Linked DNA regions of Homo sapiens: region 1 is linked to region 2. The links are chromatin loops, found by intact Hi-C in ENCODE. Cell type or tissue: K562. All regions are shown on one strand. Links, peaks and the distances in the headings refer to the core of each region. The heading gives the core; the rest is flanking DNA.

Region 1 (11,615 bases), core at 2,134-10,133, 550 kb after region 2:
TCATCTTTAGGGCTGTTTTTTTTTTGGGTTAAGTCCTGTGGTTATTGACTTTTCTTTTGTTTCTATGTCATCTGACTTTTGAAACACTTCTTAAAGCTTATGACCACAAAATTTGGGAAGAATTTATTAAATTTTTTTTTTTTTTTAGGTAAAAGGATCAGTGGCCATCTGGTATGGTGCCTGGTGATCACCAGACTTGAATCTTTGGGCACCACATTACCTTTTCAGGCCTCAGCACCTCATTGAGAATAAGATATCAGGCTAGATGTTTCCAGAATCCCATTTACAGTTCCAAATGTCTCATATAGCTCAAAGATCAGGCAGAATTCCCTTATTCATGTAGTTAGTTTAATCAAATGTCAAACAAGTGGTATTGAAGCAGGATATTTCCCTGACTGCTTCGCAGGTGGGAACTGGAGTGCATGGGCACTGGCGGGGCGAACTCTGCTCACTTGACCCACTGCACTCCACCCCTGTAGGAGGGGGAGTTCTGGTAAGTGAGTGCAGGAGCTGGGGTGAGCGCTTTTGGGCACCGGCAAGAGCGAACTTTGTACCAGGCCCGTGGCAGTGTCTAGGGGAGGGTGCCTCCAACCCCTGAAGCCCCACAGAAAGTGTTACAGTGCTGTTTTAGCTCTGCTGCCTGCAGATGGCTTAAGTGTTAACAGCTTAGTGGGGGGTCAGTGCGACAGCCTTATGCTCCCACACTCATGGCACCCGAGTTCTTATCTGGTGTCCAGGAGGAATGAGGTCACATGAACGAATTGAAGATGGTAAATATGGGGTATTTTATTGCCGATGAAAATGGCTCTTGGCAGGAAGGGGAGCTGAAAAGGGGACAGAGCAATAAGATAATCTTCCCCTGAAATCCAGCCATCCCATGGCCAGACTCCTCTCCAAAACTGTGCTGCCAAGCTGTCCCTTTGAAGTCAAGCTGCTTCTCTCTGACATCCAGCTGCCTCTCCTCTCTCTGCCAGCTGAGCCTGGGGTTTTTATGGGCACAGGATTGGGGGCAAGGCAGGCCATGGGTGGTTTTGGAAAAAGCAACATTCGAGCGAGAAAACAGGGATATAAGTTCTCATTTGGGGCTGTGGTAACAGACTTTTTGGCTTGAGGGTGGGACCCAGCAAAGGGACCCACCCACTTCTGCCCAGAATTTCCCTGTCTCCTGTCCCTATGGGTATGAAAAATGCTATGTCTCAGGTTATTTTTCTAAGCTTTGTTCCATTCAGCTAGAAGTGTTCATCAGACGCATACAGATTTCTTCTGAGAGCATCCAGCATGTAATAGACATTTAATGGATGACTGTCTGAATGAAAACAGAACTTGTTGCTGTTTGGGAATAACTTACTTTGTATATGTTTATTTTAGGTTTTTAGAGGATTTTTAGAAGGAAAGGTAACCTTTGCTCCGACATATAAGTATGACTTGTTTTCTGACGACTATGACACCAGTGAAAAGTGCCGCACCCCTGCCTGGACAGACCGTGTCCTTTGGAGAAGGAGGAAATGGCCTTTTGATAGATCAGGTTGGGAAATGGGCTTCTTTATTTAAATGAACTAATGTAAACTTATGAGGAAGCAGGGAATGACATAATATCAAATGAGGAGAATATTGTTTTTCAAGAAACATTAACTGGAATAGAATAAATAAAATTTAAATATGTCAGATTTTTAGAAATATCAGATCTGTTTATAATAACTTATTTAATTTTTCAGCCTATTTTCATATAATTTCATGTAAAGAGAAGCAAGGAAATATTTTTGTGAAATTTTTAATTGAAGCTAATTTAGGTTTTTAAGCTAACTTTAGTGGTTTGCATATGTTTTGAACTGCCACTTGTCTCTTGAATTGTTTATGAAACACCATTTAGTCCCAGTCCTTTAAGTAATCTTGGAAATAAAGCCAGATCTTAATTTTTACTAAATAAAGCATAAAATGATAACTTTACCAAAACCTTTCGAATTTAAAGGTATTTAGACTGCCTGCCTATTACCAAGTGTTTCTGGCATTCCAGCCTCAAACCACTGAAGCTCATGAAAGGAAGGAGAATGCCTCTTTGCTCTACACGATCTGTCCTGCTTATACAGCTTCTCTTGTGTTTTCATTTCTTCTGACTGCAGCTGAAGATCTAGATCTTCTAAATGCTAGTTTTCAAGATGAAAGCAAAATTCTGTACACGTGGACTCCAGGCACTTTGCTGCACTATGGAAGAGCTGAGCTGAAGACTTCTGACCACAGGTTTAAGCAGTCTCAGTTTTTCTAATAGTGTTTGAAATTTGTTTGAAATACACCCTTTTAAAAACATTTCTAATACATCTATCTTCCTTTATGCCTTAAGGCCTGTCGTTGCCCTGATTGATATAGATATATTTGAAGTTGAAGCTGAAGAGAGGCAAAACATTTATAAAGAAGTAATTGCAGTTCAGGGTCCACCAGATGGTACAGTATTGGTCTCAATCAAAAGTTCTTTACCAGAAAATAATTTTTTTGATGATGCCTTGATTGATGAGCTTCTGCAGCAGTTTGCAAGTTTTGGTGAAGTTATACTTATAAGGTAAGATGTTTATTATGCAAAAGTAGCTTGTGATTCATAAACAATCATTTCTATATAGAAATCACCTTATTTGGGGAAGGAGAGAATTTTAAAAAAGAAAGATACCACCTTATTTAGTGTTTAGTATATGAGTATTTTTATTTCCAAACTAAAGCAAGATCATACTGTGGATATTATTCTGTAGGTTTTTATAACTGAATTCTCAACTTAGAAAGTTTAAATGAATAGTGAAACTTTTTTTTTAAGACAGGGTCTCACCCAGTCACCCAGGCTGGAATGCAGTCATGTGTTCATGTCTCACTGCAGCCCCAACCACCCAGGCTCAAGCAATTCTCCCACCTCAGCCTCCCAAATAGCTGGGTCTGCAAGTGCACACCACCACACCTGGCTAAGTTTTGTTTTGTTTTGTTTTGTTTTTGTAGAGGCAGGGTTTCACCATGTTGCCCAGGCTGGTCTCAAACCCCTGGCCTTAAGCGATCTGCCCAGCTCAGCCCCACAAAGTGCTGGGATTACAGGCGTGAGCCACCATACCCAGCTAAACAGTGAAACTTTATGTGAACAATTGAAAACAAAAATAGGTGCAAGTTCAGATATGAACTCTCACGATTCCTATACAATAGAACATGTAACAAAACCCTATAACAAAATGAAGCTGTGATTGCTATTTTTTTTTAAGGAGAGATAAGAATGACTCCCTCCCTGCCTCAGTTAAAGAAATTTGAGTAATTTTAAGTATGTTTAATTTCTAACAGAGATGTGATGACTAGTCAAGAGTCATTCCTTCTAGTCTTGGTTTCCCTCATTGATCTAGCCATCTGCCTTTTGCAGAACCAGATGCCTGTTTCCTTGTTTTAAAAATGTTCTCTTCCAACTATACAGCAGTTTTGAGAGACTGAATGATGTGCATGTGTGCATGTGTTTGGATTTCATAGGGAAAGAGGTACCATTAAATCCCTTTAAATACCATTCATTTGCTTAGTTAGGTATGTTTGATAGATATTTGGTGGGCAGATCTCTATACTAGTTGCTGTAGAAGAGCAGAGGAGAAATGGAAGATACAACTCCTGCTTGTAATCTAGTAGGGAAAGTCAGCATGTGTGTAATGACACCCCCAGATCCTAAAGGGCGTAGTCCACAGAATTAAGATGGTATGGCTTCTACAGAGTGAAAATCAAAGACACCTCAAGTCCTTTCAGAGAGTAAATGAACAAATGGAGAAGAAATTGTGTTTAGACTTTCCTCAAATCTTTTGACAAAGGTCTATCCCAAAGCTTTCAAATTAAACAAAACAAAACATTTCAAAAATCTTAAGGTTCTTGAAAGTACACAGTGAAATCTGCAAGTGTACAGATGACAGTATACTTTGCCAAGTACAGAAATGCCAAACCACCAGAAGCATCATGTAGACTGTGTGAGTGGGCAGCAGAGTAGCAGATAAATGTCTTCCTGAGCAAATGTAAAATACTGCACTGAGCTACAAAGAATCCAAACTGTATAAGGGATGAAAGACTCTGATACAGGAAAGGGACCTGTCTTTATAACCCAACCTCTAAAGAACTTGTTAAATTGAAGCCAGAAGGTTTCCCACAAATGTTTGTCATCATTAGGAAAAGTATTGGTAAGAAACTAAGGCATTAACCTAACATTATAAAACCATGGGGTGTCTCCAACCTGGAATATTGGTTGTTAAACCCCAAGATGACTAAGTTGGAAGAGAAAAAGCAAACACTGAAAGTCAACAAGGAGAGGATCTCTATAAGTAGTGAGAAGAAACTGATTATTACCTTTTAGTCTAGATTAAGACAGCCATTAAGGAGTGAGTAAACCCTGTGAACCCCTTTATTTTTAAATAAGAGGTTCCCTGGAAATGTGTATGGGATAAATTTAAATACATATAGATGCTTACATTAATTGAAGGAAGAGTCTAGAAGCTTTTACTGTAGTGAGTGAAAGCAGGAAGAAAATATAGCTTCCAAAAGAACTTACATAAATCAATAGATATAAGAACCAGAATCCCTTGTTAAAGTTAGAAATGTGTAAGGGGCACATTGCTGATTGAGAATAAGGACAAAGATATTAGCCCTAACCCAGGACCACAAAAGTGTTGGTACCTATCAAAGAACAAATAATGTTTGGGGTCTTAGGGGACTGGTGCAGCATAAATGTATGCTTACAGTGGTGATTATAACCTTTGGAGGAGGGATAGTCTCCATTGCCAACAATCTGAAAAAGATACCTTCGTGTAGTTAGGTAAGAATGGTCTCCCTGTGTATTTCAAAGGATAGCATCCTGCAATTTAGTTTTATGCCAAAGAAATTGAGTCAGTTGCCTTGGTCATATCTGTGGGATTGTAGAAATCGGTTCCCTCCAGGCCCTTGATTTTACCAGGGTGAAGTACTTATGCACACTTTTGTTTTGGCCTTTTCCTCTTAATATTCATAATTCATACTTTGGAATCCTAGTTTAAGTAGGGGGTTAGGGGGAGAGTGATACTCTGTGTGTGTGTGTGTGTTTGTGTGTACATGTTTTCCTCTCATTGTGGAAAAATCTGTAAAGATTTCTGAACTTGTGGTTTAACTCGCCAAATTTTCTGTAATAAGACTGATAACATCATAATTTGTTCTTTTTTGAATAATAACTTCATTACATACCTGCGACCCTCTTCAGAACTTCTTCTGTCCTTTTTATTTTTTTTTTCCTCTTGATAGTTTTTTTATTTCAAAAGTAAAAACTTGGAATCCTATCAAAGACCATTGAAGTCCCAAAAGAGTAAATGTTTGTCAATGATGAAAGACAAGGAGCATAACTTATCTAAGGCTTCTTGGGGCCAGTCTGGTTTTGTTTTCTTTCACTGGCAACTCTCATCTTTTTTGATCATAGGAAATTTTCTTCAGGGAAGTCACTGAGACAGTGAAAATACATAGTACTGGGTTGTGGGGTCCGGAGACTTGGATCCCAGCCCTGTAACATATTCTCCTTATAGAGTCACTTTGAACAAGTCACTTAACCTCTGTCCCTTTTTGCCTTGTCAATGAAATGGAGGATTGGATGGGACTGGATTAGCAGTGATCACAAATGGAGGTGCACAGACTCATTTCTTGTGGCTGTTCCATTAACATAGTATTTGAAATTGGAGTTAGAGTGTTTTTAGGGGAAGAGTGCCCTCTCCAGGTCACCACCAGCCCTACCTGCGCTCCCTCCTTTACTTTTTACTTCCTGGCCTCTTGTGGCCCTTGTTAATGATCAATAATCATGGGAGTAGTCACTGAGCTTGTTATGTCTATGGTATTAATTATGGTTTTTTATTGTTTTTCTTAAAGATTTGTAGAAGATAAAATGTGGGTTACATTTTTGGAGGGAAGCTCTGCCTTGAATGTTCTGAGCCTAAATGGTAAAGAGGTAAGGTAGCATTTGTTGATTCTAAACCATTCTGAAATTAAATGTCTGAAGATGGTATGATATTTTTATAGACATGCAGCAAGATTATCTAAATGGGAGGGGAAAAGACCTTATGGTATGTTCGAGGAGTTATTTAATGTTTTTTATTTAGACTGGATTTCTGACTAGCCTAGGCTTATTTTGGCCCCTCCCCAGAGATATTAACTGTTGATATAGACTAAGAAGGAAACATGTTTAGCACCTAATTTGATTTATTACATTTTATGATGCAAAAAGTTTTAAAGTTTTAATTGGGGGTAGTCTGGCTTATCTGTATAGTAGAAAAACATTCTATCAAGTGAAGAAAATGCATTATGTACCAGAAAACAAGGGAGAGAGGTGCTCATTATTCCTAGGAATTTGTTTCATTGGCTTGGCTTACCTAGTTATCTTCTTCAAACATAACTAAATTAATTTCCAGAGATAACAGATCCATCCCATTGAAGTATTTTAGAAATTTTTAACAAATGGAGATATTCCTAACCTGTGATTTGAAAAGTCATTGATGACGGAAACTTACATTGTTGGCCTGGAATAGTTTTACTTCTCTGAAGTGCTTCATCTGTCATTTTTTTCTGAACTCCTTTAGACCCAAATCCTAAATTTCTAAGTATATAGTCAGTGCACAAGATGGATTGTACTCTAGGCCTGATTCCTGCAGCACTGAGCAACTCTGTGAGCACTGTCCTGAGCTGCTTCTTCTGTCACATCAACTTCTTTGGAGAAAAAAAATTCTTTGTATGTATTAGGCTGGGTGCGGTGGCTCACGCCTGTAATCCCAGCACTTTGGGAGGCCGAGACAGGTGGATCACCTGAGGTCAGGAGTTTGAGACCAGCCTGGCCAACATGGCAAAAACCTGTCTCTACTAAAAATACAAGAAGTAGCCAGGCGTGGTGGTGGGCGCCTGTAATCCCAGCTGCTTGGGAGACTGAGGCAGCAGAATCACTTGAACCTGGGTGGCAGAGGTTGCAGCGAGCCGAGATTGCACCAGTGCACTCCAGCCTGGGCAACAGAGCGAGACTCTGTCTCAAAAAAAAAAAAAAAATTCTTTGTGTGTATTGCTTTTGAAATAGGTTTTGTAGAGTTTTGTTTGTTTTCCTAAATGTAATACTAGTATACTCATGTAAAATCATGTATCAGGAAACATGGAAAAGAATTAAAAATAAGACCACTCACATAATGCTACCATTCTGAAGTAATTTCTCTTAACCTTAATATTAGCATATACATATGTAAATACAAATGGGATTTTATATACACACAAACACATTAACACAAATGGGATATGCATATACGCAAACACAAATTGAAACCGTGTTATAAAGCTATTTTCTTACTACCTCTTATGACTGTGTCAGGGACATCTTAAACAAATATGTCATTTTTAATGGCTTCATTAATTTCATTTTGTGAATAAATATATACATTTATTAAACCAAACTCCTATAGACATCTAGATTATTTCCTATTCTTAATTATTAAAGCCAATATTCCAGTGAACCTCTATGTATCTTTTTGAATATTTTTTTGGTCTTCTAAATTTCTTCCTTTTCATTTGGCCCTGGTCTCTACCAAGGGGATAGTCCTAAGGAATTACATCTTAATTGGCCATTATGGTGATAGGTATTTAAGAATGCTTGTTAGTATTTTTTGATGAATATAAAAGAATTTTGTTGACTTTGAAAAGTAATATATGACTTGTAAAGCGTGTTAAGTTCTGAAATTGGATTGATTTTAGTACTCATATCTACTTGGCAAGTAAAGGATTATGAATTCTTAGGATTCTGACTTTAAAGCTCAGTGTGGATGCTAAATTACTAATAAACACAGCTGTGCCACTCAGTTCAGCAACTTTCAACCTCTCCATTATTATGCCTTCAAGGAATTCTAATATCAGTAACACTTTGAGCCAAGGAAGATCTGTACCCACAAAGGTGCCAACTGTCAGCACAGCATATTGATCACAGCTACACAGTTCATTTGCAAATACCAAAAATATTCACATCTTGTTCACATTAAGAAACTCTTCAAACAAAGGAAATTGAAACTATGTGGGAGAGAGATTAAATTTAGAAAGCAAGTTTGTTATAAGAATATGGGTTTTAAATGAGAACTCCTTTCTAGTGCACATTTTGTCCTTGACCAAAGAGTCTTGCTGTTATCAGCAAGTTTTTTTGAGAGTATTTTTTAAATACATTGACACGATCTGCTATAATTTGATTATAATGTCTTGGTTGTCTTAGATTATACTTTAGTCTAAAAGTCACCCAAATTTATAGAGAAGGCAGAGTGCCAGTTTCACAGGTAGAAGTCATTCTGTTTTTAGAATGATTAATTTTTGTTGAAGATTTAAAATGGTGTTCAGTTCTCTTAATATTCTTCTGACATTTGAAATGCTAAAACTGTATAGGTTAGCACTTAGCAGCTGACAATATAGCAGCTCTTAGGACCATATGCCAAGTTAGGAAAGACCAAATGAACAGGAACAGGAAATGCATTTTAAAGATTTTCTGCTGTCTCTTTTGTAGTTGTTTCACGTGGGAACAATTACTTAATCTGTGAATCAAAATTAAGAAAGTATAAAGTTATGTAGCAGAGTTGTTGGTGAATTTACATCTGGCCAGGAAAACATAGTGGTTGTAGCAAAGGAAACTTGCATCTCTGGGCATCCTAGAAAAGATCTTTATTTATCACCACAGGTGTTTAAAGGGAGAACTGGGAACAACCTTTAAACTAGTTTGAAATTTAGTATATGTGAAAGAACTATTTCTTTAGTTAGCTGAATTGTCTAACTAAATTAACTGTCTATACCATTGCATAGTTTAACGAAGTCAGCCTCTTTATTCCAAATTAGTTAGCTTTCATGTTAATCTTTATTTTATATCTCTTTTACTCCGCTAGTTATTGAATCGGACTATAACTATTGCTTTAAAAAGTCCAGACTGGATCAAAAATTTGGAAGAAGAAATGAGTTTAGAGAAAATTAGCATTGCATTGCCATCATCAACAAGCTCTACCCTGCTTGGTGAAGATGCAGAGGTTGCAGCAGATTTTGATATGGAAGGTTTGTTTCTTAAACACATTTACTTCTTGTAGTTCTAGATATGTTTTCTTCCAATCTGTAAAGTCTTATTTTCCAAGTTCATCTTTCTTCTTCTTCTTGGGACGTACATAGCACTATTAATTAGAATGTATTTTGGCCAGGTGCGGCAGCTCATGCCTGCAATCACAGCACTTTGGGAGGCTGAGGAGGGTGGATTGCCTGAGGCCAGGAGTTCAAGACCAGCCTGTCCAACATGGCGAAACCCTGTCTCTACTAAAAGTACAAAATTTAGCTGGGCGTGGTGGTGCATGCCTGTAATCCCAGCTACTCAGGAGGCTGAGGCAGGAGAATCGCATGAACCCAGGAGGCAGAGGTTGCAGTGAGCCGAGATTGTGCCACTGCACTCCAGCCTGGGCAACAGAGCGAGGCTGTCTCAAAACAAAACAAAACAAAACAAATTTATTTCACATCATATTGTGTTTATTTTGCGTATACTTTAAATGTATTTACCATTCTTCCATTCAAATATTAAGACCTTTACAAATGTTAATTTATATTCTTATTGGATAAATACCCAAATTAGTATTGTTGGTGTATGGTTTAGTCCCAATAATTAAAGTTGAGGTAAAAAAGTAGAAGTTCCAAAAGGGTATTCTAAGAACAGAAATGAATTTAAGTAATTACGCCGAAAATTTCCTTAAACATGATTTAAAAATGCATTTGTTTGATGGCAACATTATCAAAAGAAAAAATTTTTAAATGCATTTGTTTTCTAACACAATATGCTATTCTAGCCAGTTTTTCATTAAAATGCATACCTTAGATTATAATAATATTGTAATGCCCTGTATAGCTAGGTACCACATTTAAGAGTTGAACGTCTTACAAGGTTATCTCATTTTCACATTATCTGTTCATTTGTTTACTCAGTCCACACATATTTATGTAGTACCTTTATGCCAGATACAGCTGGGTGCTGGAGATTCGACAGCTGTGGTTCTTGCCTTTCCAGAACTCATAGCTTATTGGGTGTTACGTGTAAGTAAGCAGGCAATTATAATAAAGTGACATAAATGTGATAATGAATGGTTTTGTGGTAGCTCATGGGAAAGTTGCTTAACCTGGATTTGGGAAATTGGGCAAGCTTTCCCAGAGGAATTGAAATTTAAGTTGAGAATCCAAAGACTCAGGGAGAATGGAATTAATGCTATAGAGGAGTGATCCAAGAAGAAAGCATGTGCACAGTCTAAGTGGGGATAAAGAGGATCCAAATGGATTATGGAGGGATGTTTGTGAGGGAGTAAATGAAGAAAAGAAATGCAGAGAGAGAAGTAGGTGTGGGATGGAAGATGAATTTTGTTTCGGATATGTTGAATTTGAGATGTTCATGGAGTCAGTCAAACATGAGTCTGGTGCTCAGGAAAGAGCTCTGGAGTCAAGGCAGCTCTAATAGCCTGCAAAGCATGGGCATTTGTTAATATAACTTTGGCCAATAGGATTATGACGAGACAGAAGAGAATGAATCGAATATGGAGAAATACAGACCTGGGATTGAGTATGTGGAAACACAGAGTTTAAATATAGACAGAAGAAGGCTGCCCGTGAAAAGAAAATGAGAAGAAACAATGGCAATTGTTTCTAGAAATGTCAAAGAGCCAAGAGAAATTCATGGCTTAAAAATCAAGGAAAGAAAGTGGAGCATGGAAGGGGAGTAGTCAGTGGTGTCTTGTAACACAGAAAGATGAGAAGAAATGAGGACAGAAATGTGTCCTTCTGATTTAATAACAGGAAGGGAAGCTGTTGTTGACATTTCATGAGAGTGATCTCAGAAGTGATGAAGTCAGATAGTGGTAAATTGATATGGATGGAAGGTGAAGAAGTGGAGAAAAGTGTCTGTAGACAACTCTTTAAGAAAGTTTGGGGGGAAAGAGAAGAGGGCAATTGCTCTAGGAAGATTGGAGGTCCTAGGGTGGTGGTTTTGGATGGGACAGGCTTGAGAATGCACAGTGCTAATGGAAAAGTAGAGGAGAAAGGGCTGATGGTTTGGGGGAAGGGCAAGGCAGAATAGTAGAGCAGTGTCACTGAGAAAATTAGGCTGGGTGGGGCCCATTTGTTCCATCCTCAGATACCCAAGTGACAACCATGTAATGAGACTCCAGCTTGGGGGCAGGCTGTTGAAGTAGGGGTTCCCATCTTAAGACTTCCCTCTTCTCTGTGAAGTGTTGAAGTGATCTGCAGGAGTGGGACAGCTCACAGTTTCAGGAGGGTTAAGGAGTTTTGCAGTAAAGCTCCTGAAGAGCAAAGGGTGAGGGGAAGAGCAAACCAGCAAATCATGGAATTGCCAGGCACTTTAGGCCAGAAGAGACTGAAAAGCATAATTTCAAATGTGACTGCAGTTGTCAGGACTGGGTGGTTTTCTTTAGCAGAGGCAGTCAGCAATCCAAGTGTTATCACAGAAAGATTAAACAGGGGAATCAGTGCAGGGATGGGGTTATGTCAAGCACGTGCAATGGAAGAAGAGTGAAGTAGGGTAATGTTTGAGATGAAGAACCATAGAATCTGAAGGTAGGTACAGAAGA
Region 2 (11,615 bases), core at 1,190-9,189:
TGGAAGAAGAAATGTCTTGGGCCACACATAAAATACACTAACAATAACGATAGCTGATGAGCTAAACACACACACACACACACACACACACACACACACACACACACACACACATCTCATAATGTTTTAAGAAAGCTTACGAATTTGTGTTAGGCTGCATTCAAAGCTGTCCTGGGCTGTGGGTTGGACAAGCTTGATGTAGAGGAAGAGGAAGTGGCAAAAAAAAAAAAAAAAAAAAGAAAGAAAGAAAAAGAAAAGCTGAGAAGTGGCCAGAGAGGGGAGAAAGACCAGGTGTTACACAAAGCCCAGAAAAGAGGGTGTTTCTAGAAGAGACGAGGAAGGCCAATTGTCTTGAACCTGTTGAGAAGTCAAGTGGGTACCTAGCAATGATGAGGTCAGTGGTGTGTGGGGAGGAGTGTGAGCTAGCGTGGGCTGGGGTGAGATATGAGTGGTGACCTGGCAGGGGTGGGTCTTTTGTTCACTCCTGTGTGTGCAGGTCCATGCATTCATACGTGATCACTGCACATCCTGGATTTTCTAGGACAGTACCATTTAAAAAAATGTAATTCTGGCTGGGTGCGCTGGCTCATGCCTGTAATCCCAGCACTCAGGGAGGCTGAGGTGGGTGGATCGCTTGAGCCAAGGAGTTCAAGATCAGCCTGGGCAACCTGGTGAGACCCTGTCTCTACAAAAAAATACAAAAATTAGCCAGGCGTTGTGGCACACAACTGTAGTCCCATCTATTTGGGAAGCTGAGGTGGGAGGATCACCTGAGCCCGGGAGGTCATGGCTGCAGTAAGCCATGATCACACCACTGTGCTCCAGCCTGGGTGACAGAGTGAGACAAAAACACTTAATTTTTTTTCTAACAAAGGCAATTCATTAAAAAGTCACTTAAATAGAATTAACTTTATTTTGTTGTAGTTTTCATAGAAATCATATAAAACAGAAAAAAATAATCAAATTAAGACCCCCTTGTCTTAAGTCTTAGTTGAGGAAAAAACCTTTTTTTTTTTTTTTTTTTTTTTTTTTTTTTTTTTAAAGAAACAAACCCAACTGAGGCCAAATATTCTAGTGATGCAGGCATTGCTCAGACGTGGTCTAAGAAGCGTGCAGCAGCTTCAAGGGGAATTCTGGAAGGGAATTCCCACATTTTGAGCAGTGGCCACATTCCTGGGATAGGCGTAGAAGAGGAAAGCAATCTTGGCCCAGGTGCTTCTGCAGTGCCTCTCAGGAGGTTGAATTATCCACTAAGGCTGAATAGGGGCCCTGGTCTTAGCGCCAGAAATGTGTCTGCCCGGAACAGGAGATATGATCATCTGGGTTGAAAATTAACTAGGGAAGGACATGGTCCAGATGATTAAATTCCTCAGCAACCACCGAGTCATCATCTAGCAGATTCAGTCATGGGCTGTGGACTTCAAGTGTGTATTTTTCAGCCTGTAATGTCTCAAGTTGCTCCACTCTGTACTTCTGTGTATGAATCACCAGATATGATGGATTTTGCCCTGTGTTTATAGCTTCACCTATTAATAGCAGGGTTGACAGTTGAAGAAAGTTGAAGCCCAACACACAGACACACACACACACACACACACACCCACACCCACATCAGCACTTATCCTTGTGCCACATGCTCTACTTTATCCTATCCTATCCTATCCCATGCCTTTCTTTTTCTTTTTTAAAAAATGTTGTCTGAGACTCACTAATTTGATGTGTCATGACTCAGCTGTACTTTGGAAAACATTGATTTTAGAAGGCGGCAAAAGAAACCTGCAGGCCATTGTGAAATGAAGGGGTGATTAGAAACAAAAACCAGTGAGGTTACTTCTTAGGTCAAACGGAGCTGTGCCGACACTGTGAAAGGGTCTCTCCTCGGGCTGCCCTTGTCCCAGCTGGTGACGAGGCTCTGCTTCTCCCATTCTTGGCCAGGGCAGCCCAATAGTAAGGTGGCCTACTGCTATGGCTATGTCTCAGGACAGGGCACCCCTAGTGTGAGGCTTACCCCACTTAGAGGTCAAGGGCAGACCACAGGTCAAAGCTCCATTTCACAGACGTTTAAGGGTTTCCTTTGCCTCCCTCCAAGTCAGTGTTTTCTGAACCCCTGCTCAGGCCTATTAGTGGGTCCTGAAATCAATTCAGTGAGTCCTACTAAGAAGAAATGGCATGAAATGGAACAGAATAGAAAATAGCAGGGCACATAGTACATAGGAGGGAAGTAGTGACCTGTTTTGTGTGTGTGTGTGTGTGTGTGTGTGTATGTGTGTGGTGTGCATATGGTGTTATTGTCGGGGGGCTGTGGGGTATGTGGTATGTGTGTGTGCTGTGTGGGTGGTGGATGTGGTATTTGTGTGTTATGTGTGTATGTGATGTTTGCATGGTGTGTATGTGTGTGTATGATGTGTGTGCCATGGTGTGTGTGATGTGGGTGAATTGGATTGTGATCAGAAGTGGCTTGACCCCGAGGCTAGAACTTCGGCACCCCCCACCCCAACACAGCCCCGAGTCTGTTGGGGTTGGTGATGCGATCTCACACCCCAGTGTGGGTTAGGTGACCCTCCAATAAAGCCCACAGTACCCTGCATTTCCACCATCGTGACATTGCGACCCGGTACTGCGGGTTTGCTTGTCCCTCTGTGTGTGTTTATTGGGTCCCTCTGGTGCCTCCACACGGTGGCATCTAACATTACTGAACTCGCTCCATGCTGGGCACCGCTGTTCGTGCCTTCCAGCCACGAATTCAGTGACTCATTCTCTCACACCAACCCTAAGAGTCAGCTACTATTATCACCTTCCCTATATTGTGGACAAGAAAATAGAGGCCCAGAGAGGTTAAATAACTTGCCCAAAGTCACACAGTAAGTGGCGAATCCAGGATTCTAACCCCAACGTCTGGTTCCAGAGCCCCTTTTGTGACCACAATGCAGAAGGCATTCAATGAGAATTGGTTAAGATTGTTAAGAGAATGGACATTTTGAAACTTAAAATTACAATTAAAATATGATTTTTAAAAAGGGTAGATCTTATTAAAGAGAGGGTTCAGGGGAGCTGCTAGAAAGGATTGGAAATGACAGGTGGCATAGGGGCTGGAGGGAGCTGGAGTTCCCTACAGATAGATGCCCACCATGGCACTGAGTGGGTTAGAGGCAGCGTGGGGTGTGGGATTGAGGGGTTAGGAGAGGGCTGCAGTGAGGGTGGGCACTGGGTGGCAAAGGAGAGAGGGAGAGAGACAGAGAGAGCACAAACTTCTGCCCCCTGAGGGAGGGCATCGGGAAAGGGGTGTGGGGAACAGAAATGCCAAAGCACTATTGTGAGGTCATTTGCTGTGGAGTATGTGCCGTAATTACTGAGCCACACCCCACCCTGCCTCTCTACCATACTTTCCAAGGAGCCCACAGTGCTTCTTTTGTGTGAGTGGATTCCTCTGGCAGACTTGAAGAAGTCCTGAGGTTACAATAGTGTAAATGGGGAGATCCAAAGACAGGATGCAGGGTCCATGAGTTGACATCTTGGGTCGTATATTAAAGGGGCTGAGCCAATGGCACTTCCATCTCCAAAGGGAAAGGCCCCTGCTGACTTCTGCAGTCTCGAATCAATGGCTGAGAGATTCAGTGTTAATTCAGAACTACCTGCTGTTTCATTAGACCTGCCCCTATCCCCCAACCCAGAGGGGTGTGGAAAGCTTTGCATTGGCCAGGAGTTGTGGCTCACGCCTGTAATCCCAGCACTTAGGGAGGCTGAGGCGGGAGGATGGCTTGAGCCCAAGAGTTTGAGGCCAGCCTGGGCAACATAGGGAGACCCCTGGGGGTCTCTACAAAAAAATTTAAAAATTAGCCTGGCATGGTGGTGTGCACCTGTAGTCCCAGCTACTCGGGAGGCTGAGGTGGAAGGATCATTTGAGCCCGGGAGGTTGAGGCTGCAGTGAGCCATGATCGTGCCACTATACTCCAGCCTGGGTGACAGAGCGAGACCCTATTCAAAAAAGAAAAGAAAATAATAAAAAAAAAAGGAAAAGAAAAGAAAGGAGCAAGCCTCCTCGCCTTTTGAACCCAGGCACTGGCTTTCAATCTCTTTGAGAAATTAAATTACACCTCTAACATCCTGGTACACTCAGCAAGTCACAGTAATCTTATGGTAAAGTGAGTGCACATAGAATCCTACTTTAAGCAAAGGGCTGTTCTTTCTGGGTCCCATCTACTATAATGGCAGTGGTCATGGTCTATTTTGCATGAAATCTCTTATACATGATTTTGTAAAGAAGGTTATAACAATATTTTTCTAATGATGTTTGTTTGCAATAAAGTGATTGTAGAGCAAGATAATCACTTTATTGCAAACAAGCATCATTGATAATTATTTAGATACATTCATGCATCCTTAAGACAACCCTTCAGATATGGGTAGATTACATTTTGAGACAGCAGGGTGAGGTCTGTAGTGGGTCTATAAGCCAGTTAGCATGATAAGGGTAACCGCCATCATCCCAGCTCCAAGGCTGTAAGTAAGGGATGTATGGGACAAGAATCTGTTTGCCTGGGGAGGCTGAGGATGCGCCACTGTAGTCAGAATGCTATTGTCTAACCGTGGGGTTGATGAAGCACATCTGGTCCAGTGAGTTGTTCTCTGTGCAAATCCAGGCTAGCCAATCAGCAGAACTGCCAGGCCTTGGGTGTGTAAAGTTGGGACAGGAGAGGGGGGAATCAGAGGGAGGAGAGTCTATAAGACTGGTTTCAAAGATGTCTGGAATGGCTCCACTATCTTGTCCTTAACATTTGCCATTCTCCATTTGGTGGCCTCTGCAGATGGCTGCCAGCCACCCTGCATGTGTCTATCTTCAAGACTTCCTTCTATATCTAGATATGTGAACTTGCAGGATCTGCTGAAGGCAGGGACTCAGGTCTGAATTTCTTCCCATCTGAGCACACCATGGATGTGTGCCAATGTGGTGGTAGGACAAAGACTTTAAACCATTGACTTATTATGGGAGTCAACACAATGGGCAATCTAACCTATAGAAAACAACAGAAAAACATTTTGAAATGTATACATGTTTGAAAGGCTACTATATATAGAAGTCTTATCCCTCAGTGCCTCTGGGGGATAGGATTCATATATATATATATATTGAAGCCCAAATATCTATATGTTGAAGTCCTATCCCCCAGTACCTCTCAGAATGTGGCTGCATTTGGAGAAAGGGCCTTTAGGAAGGTAATTAAGGTAAAACGAGGTCATGGGGAGAGGGGGCTTTAATCTGATATAACTGATGTCCTAATAGGAAGAGGAGATTAGGACACAGACACAGAGGGGTGACCATGTGAAGACTCAGAAATCCGCCATCTATGAGCCAAGAAGAGAGATCTCAGAAGGAACCAATTCTGCTGACACCTTGATTTCAGACTTCCAGTCTCCAGAACTGTGAGAAAATACATTTCTGTTGTTGACGTCACCCCTCTATGGCAGCTCTAGTGGAATAATACTAATAACAGTTGCTGTCTTAGCAGGGCCTATAGCTCCTTTCATGTTAGGAAACGGCTCCCTCTGCTGGGTCTTTGTGTTAAAAGCCAAATGATGCCCTGAAAACAATGACTCATGTTTGGACGGTGCAGAACAAAGTGCTTAGATTCTTCTTTTACAGAATCTATATAGAATAAAGAATGTAGAATCTTTGTAGAGTTCTTTGTAGAATCGATCGCCTGTAATCAGGGTTGATATTGACAATATTTAGCAACTGTTGCGGCTCTCTACTGTGTCTGCCATTAACCCTGTGGATGCTGGACTGTGAGGCTGGGCTGGGGATGGTCCTGGGGTGGGACTCAGTGGACAGGGTAGTGTGGGGAGGATTGAGATGGGGACATTCAGGGAAGTGACTGTGTACCAACCAGTGCAGAAGGATCAACCAGGCTGGAAGATACAGTCTCAAGGCTGAAGATCCGTGTGTCATCATAAAAAAATAGTTTCCTAATATCTGTTCTATAAAACTATCTTTTTATAAAACATCTTCAACTTAGTCTATTGCTCCTGGAAAGAGCCCACAAACAAATATGCTCTTATAAGCAAAAAATCTCTTCCTGGTATGGTTCACGGCTCTCCAAGACATATTCCTTGTCAGTCGGATTCATGCTATTATCCTCACTCTCCTCCTGGCAGTCAGGTTGTGTTGCTGAAACTATAAACACCGCAAGTCTGGAGATAAGATTTGGTGAATTGCAGTTAGAATGTTGAATTTTCTATCACTTTCCGCCTTGTGTTATTGCTACAAAACCAAACCTATCTATCACGCAGCAAGCGCTAACCACAGCAGCCTCTGTGTTTCTACCCTAGTTTTTGATTCTCTATTGTCCTAGTCTCTTGCAGACTAGAAATTGTAAGAGGAGGCATGGTTAATTGAGGGTGGGGTAGAAAGAAGGAAAAGAGGAGGCTAGCAGGGTAGAAACATAGATGATATTGACACATTGAGAAGAGATTGCTAATCTACCATCGTCATTGCTGGGACTCGAGAAGGGCCTTACTGGGATCCAGCCAGGATTAGCTCAGCCACTGCTGCTGTGGTTAGGGTTTGCTACACGATACTCTTTTGAACACATGCCATGGGGACAGTTCTGCACTTCTGCTCCCGTCTGTGGTGTGACAAGGCCGGCTCTGTTCCCTTTTTCCTTCTCAGTCTTAGCTTTTGAGACGCCATGAAACTGACAGTACTGGTTCTGATTATGTGCAAAAACTGGATTCCAACTGCCAAGCATTTCTTTCTCAACTTCTGATTAGCTGCAACTTAGTAGTCATTCAACCTTGAATAAAACAATTTCACCTGAATATAAAAACACGTTTAAAATTAAGAAATTGCTTGCTTACACAATATATTATTCTTTCTTTTTCTGGCATCTTCCTTGCGGTTTAGATGTCATATCGTAACTTCTCCTTCCCCAAAGGGTCAATCCAACTCTAGTGTCTTGTTCCATGTGGGTCTTTTGTTCCTTCCACCCATAATCTAAAGGTCCCAAGGCACTTCCCCTATCCTCCCTCAGCCAAGCTTCATCCTTGGGCTCTGCCCTAGAGTAACTCAGCTGACATCTTAAATATGTCTGATCATGCTAGTTTGTATAATTCCTGTTTTCTGCATGCAGACTATGTGTTTTTCCTAACACACCAGCAAATATTTAGTAACTTTAAATTTATGTGCCAGTATTTTGCAAAGTGCAGTGGGGGGGTACAAAGAATTGAAAACCTGATCTCATCAACTGGAGTTGACTACACATATGTAGGTACGGGAAAGAGTAAGATATAGAGGGTACCACCTGTAGCTGGAGTACCTCCAGCACCGGGCGATGCTTCCCACTTCTCTCCTCTGTAATGCACAGGAAACATTATATTTCCAAATATGATGCATTCCCATGGGTAGCAGTTGCTCTGCCTCTTTCCCAACCAAGAAAGCCTATGGAATTTAGGGATTGTTGGGATGTGATCAAAGGGACAACCTTAAATATCCACTGTTTCTAAGAAGGATCCTTGTTTAGACACTTAGGAACAAATTAACTTATCCCCCTTATCCTGCCCAGCATCCATCAGTGGGTTAGGGAGGTATGGCAGAGGATGGCTGGCAAAGATAGGGCCATTTTCTGCATACAGATCACACTGCAGAGAAATAAACTGAGTTCCCTAGCGGCCTTTGCCTCTGCACTGCTGATTGCAGTTGGTGCCACACTGTGCCAAGTGATAAGCTCTTGAAAAGGAGCAGTTGCGTCGTGTCCTCAGAGGAGGACTGTGTGGAATGTTTGTGTCTGCATATTCAAGCTTGTTGCCAGATCTGCTGTTTCTGGGCCTCTCTCATTCTCAACTTCCTTGTGTTGAAAAATGAAGATATGAATTCCTCTCTCACAAGGGCTGTTGTGGAAATTCAATAAAAGTAATTTTGTGAGAGCTTTTAGCACGGTGCTGGCATTCAAGTGGTTGGTTGCTCAATAAATATTTGCTGGGTGAAAAAAATCTGATATTTACTTCAGAGTTCACTATGTCATTTTTCTTAATGAAAGTATATCCAAGTAGATATCTTGCTAAAATAAGAACAGCTGGAAACTATCTTAAGTGGAATTGCCTGAAGAAGAGGTGTGTCCATTTTCATTGTTTTGTAGAGTTTAGTTCATCCAGCATATCCCTCGCTTCCTTTCCTTCTTTATAGGGTTCCACAAGGAGCTTTGCTGTGGGCGAACTGTTAGCTGGAGCTGTGATAATTAGGCCAAGGTCATGCATCTGTCCCTTGTGGGCCAGTTAGCTCAGCTTGGCTCCATGTCCATACGCATTGATCTTAACCCAGCGGCAGACTCACAAGTGTGTGACCGCATCCCAGAGGACTGCGGGGGAAGGGTTTCTGTGGATCAGGGCAAATCGCTCCTGCCGGAGAAGCACCTTCACGGTCAGCTCTCTTATGGTTATTATGACCTGAAGGTGGCGCTGTTTCTCAAGGAAAACTGGCGTAGGGTCGCCGACAGTCTATTTTAAAGTGAGTGTGAAATGATAGAATGTCAGAGTTGGAGAGAATCTGCGAGGTAATCTTTGGATCGATTTCCTCACTTTCCAGCCAAGGAAACAGATCCAGAGGGATAAAACTCTTGTCAGAAGTCACACCACAGATTCCTGACAGAGGCATGGCTAGACACGGGCCTCCCAGGTCATAAACTTTTACAATTTTCACTGCACTAAGGGTTTCCTGATCCTAAATGGTATCAAGCAATTAATAATGCTTAAAAGAAAACTGAATGAATCATTGATAACTAACCTGGTGATATTGTCAATGAATTAAGTTACTGAATTTCAAATGTCTGTTATTTCTAATCACAGGTCAGATTCAAGTTGTTTTGGCTTTTACTACAAAAAGCATCTTTACATATATCTGCAATTTAATGGATAATTTATTTTCCCTTTCCATACATCTGAAAGAAGAAACATAATTGGTATGAACAGCACTTAATTCCAGACTGACTTCTTTTGAACTGTAGGTAAGCATTATTTGTTTGAATGATTACAATTGAGACAAAATGTGGGTTTTTAACAGCTGCTCACAGATTGCAGGCTGATAATGACAGTAACTCTATGGCAGCTATTTGTAACCCCTACCCTAGTTCATAGAAAGAGAAGCATATTAGACAGTGGGCATGGCAAGTACCTCTCCGCAGGTGTGTACGGAATCAGAATTCAACTTTTAGAAGATTTCTGCTCTGAAAACAAATTATTTTTTAAAGTAAGCTTTTACTTATTTTGGGGGGTATGGTGAGTACTTGGGAACGTGAGAGAGTGTTTCCTACTTTTCTCATGGTGAGAGTTGACAAGATGTGAGGTTTGGAGCCTGTGTTGTAGAATTCAAGGTCATCAAAAAAGGCAGGTCTTGTGGCTCTGCTTGAGGCATGAGTTAAAACTTTTCTTATCATCCTGATCAAATACAGTTGTAGGAGTTGTCGCAGGGAGATTAGCACCCTTTCTCCAGTTCATCTTGGACAGGTGGTTTTTATTATTCTTGTATTTGGTTTTTATCCTCTTTCTTTCAGAGCTAAGGGAGACTCATCAGAATGGATGGTTTCTGAAATAGGAATCTATTCAAGATTTAGGAATATAGAATTTTTATTTTTTAAAACACATTACATTTCATTACACTGTCCAATGATATAACAGAACCACAGACTTTTCTGGTTGTGTCCTGCTCTTTATTTTTACCTGGATCCAAGCTTTCTTCAATGATTCTCTCTCTCTCTCTTTTTCTTTTTCTTTCTTTTTTTTTTTTTCTTTTTTGAGTTGGAGTCTTGCTCTGTCACCCAGGCTGGAGTACAGTGGTGTGATCTTGGCTCACTGCAACCTCCGCCTCCTGGGTTCAAGTGATTCTCGTGCCTCAGCCTCCTGAGTAGCTAGGATTACAGGTGTATGCTACAATGCCTGATAAACTTTTGTATTTTTTGGTAGAGACTGGATTTCACCATGTTGCCCAGGCTGGTCTCAAACTTCTGGCTTCAAACTATCTGCCTGCCTCAGCCTCCCAAAGTGCTGGGATTACAGGCGTGAGCACCGTGCCCTGCCTCTCTTCAAGGACTCTCTTTGCTACATCGGCATCACCTGGGAACGTGGTAGGGCTACAGAATCTTGGGCCCCACCTTGGACCTACCTAATCGTCATCTTATTCATTGGTGTTCCCTTCGCCAGGTGAGTTTTGCACTGACTAAAACACACAGATCTATCAGGTGAGTCGAAATGGCAATACTCATTTACCTTAGTTCTGCCTTTATTTTACTTTCAGTGTTTTATCCTTGTCCATGGAGTCACTCTCATTCATGCAGTTCCACAAATATTTTTTAAGGCCCACTCTGTGGCAGACATAATACAAAGGGCTGAGAATAAAGATGAAAAAAATCATTTACTCAAAGTATGTAGTATGTCATCCAATGATAAGTTATGGAGGAAAAGGCAGGCTAAGGGGGCCGGGAGTGTGGGAAAAGGGTGCAGTGGTATACAGAGTGATCAGCGAAGCCTTCTCCCAGGAAGGGGCCTCTGAGCAGAGAAGGGGAGGACAGAAGGAAAAGTCACGTGGAGGGCTCAGGGAACTACCTCCTCTGCCCTCCAAAGCCACTAGCGAATCGCTGTGTGCGAGGGTTGCCACATTTAGCAAAAATACAAGATACCTAGTTGCATTTGAATTTCAGATCAACCTTGAATATGTGTTGGGTATAACATACTAACTTTTTTTCTTTTTCTTTTTCCTTTTTTTTTTTGTTTTGAGACAGAATCTCACTCTGTTGCCCAGGCTGGAGTGCCGTGGTGCGATCTCGGCTCACTGCATCCTCCGCCTCCCTGGTTCAAGAGATTCTCTTGCCTCAGCCTCCTGAGTAGCTGGGATTACAGGCACCTGCCACCATACCCAGCTAATTTTTGTATTTTTAGTAGAGACAGGGTTTCGCCATGTTGGCCAGGCTGGTCTTGAACTCCTGACCTCAGGTGATCCGGCCGCCTCGGCCTCCCAAAATGCTGGGATTACAGGCGTGAGCACCGTGCCTGGCCTAACTTTTAATATTAAAATACACATATATAAAATTTAGTACATATACTAGTACATAGTACATGTACTAAATTATATTGTAATGTTTTTAGTATGTCCCATACAATATTTACGACATATTTATTTATACTAAACAAATTCATTGTTTATCAGAAATTAAAATTTAACTGGGCATCCCATATCTGTGTGACCCTCTGTGTGACCGATGGCTTGTGGACCAGACCATGAGCTTGGGGAATGTCCTTCTCAGCAGGACCACCATTTCCCTTCTCAGTCAACCCTCACCTTGTTCCCTAGGCTCTGGGCAGGGTCACCTTGAAGGCGGCCATCTGTGGCCTTGTGTTAACTCCACAGGTGACACCTGGATTCTGTAGTCAGATAAGAATGTGCGCCTGTCTTCTATAGCCAGCTAAGCATTTCCTAAACTAAACACTCCTAAAAAGTCTTCTCTAGTGAACAAAACACATCTTAGAATCCTCCAGGAATATACTCCATTGTGAATGGATCACAGTGGGGAAAAAAAGTGAATTGTTCCTTTGTCCATCTAATGTTTGGGAGAAACTCATGATTTATTTTG

The links. A loop is a pair of places that touch in the nucleus more often than their neighbours do. Peaks named below come from ENCODE experiments on the same cell type or tissue, not always from the same donor. Only the 100,000 strongest peaks of a DNase experiment are listed, where the experiment ranks them.
Region 1: it touches region 2 in a loop (5-fold over the local background); 11 of 110 quality-filtered maps call a loop at or near these places.

Annotation. Positions count from the first base shown.
Region 1 is chr21:32,647,626-32,659,240 of GRCh38, reverse strand. SYNJ1 (synaptojanin 1) reads left to right here. Exons shown (of 33, transcript NM_203446.3): 19 at 1,369-1,525; 20 at 2,121-2,238; 21 at 2,339-2,554; 22 at 5,875-5,953; 23 at 8,895-9,057. Among named protein-coding and RNA genes, the nearest start is that of CFAP298-TCP10L, 41 kb to the right of the region's middle. In K562, for the core only: a CTCF peak has its summit at 5,732 (motif pointing left); a DNase peak (open chromatin) is centred at 5,730.
Region 2 is chr21:33,193,884-33,205,498 of GRCh38, reverse strand. LOC105372787 (a long non-coding RNA gene) reads left to right here and starts at 9,982. Exons shown (of 3, transcript XR_937675.3): 1 at 9,982-10,188. In K562, for the core only: CTCF peaks have their summits at 5,546 (motif pointing left) and 8,450 (motif pointing right); DNase peaks (open chromatin) are centred at 1,352, 5,518 and 8,418; H3K27me3 peaks cover 670 bases.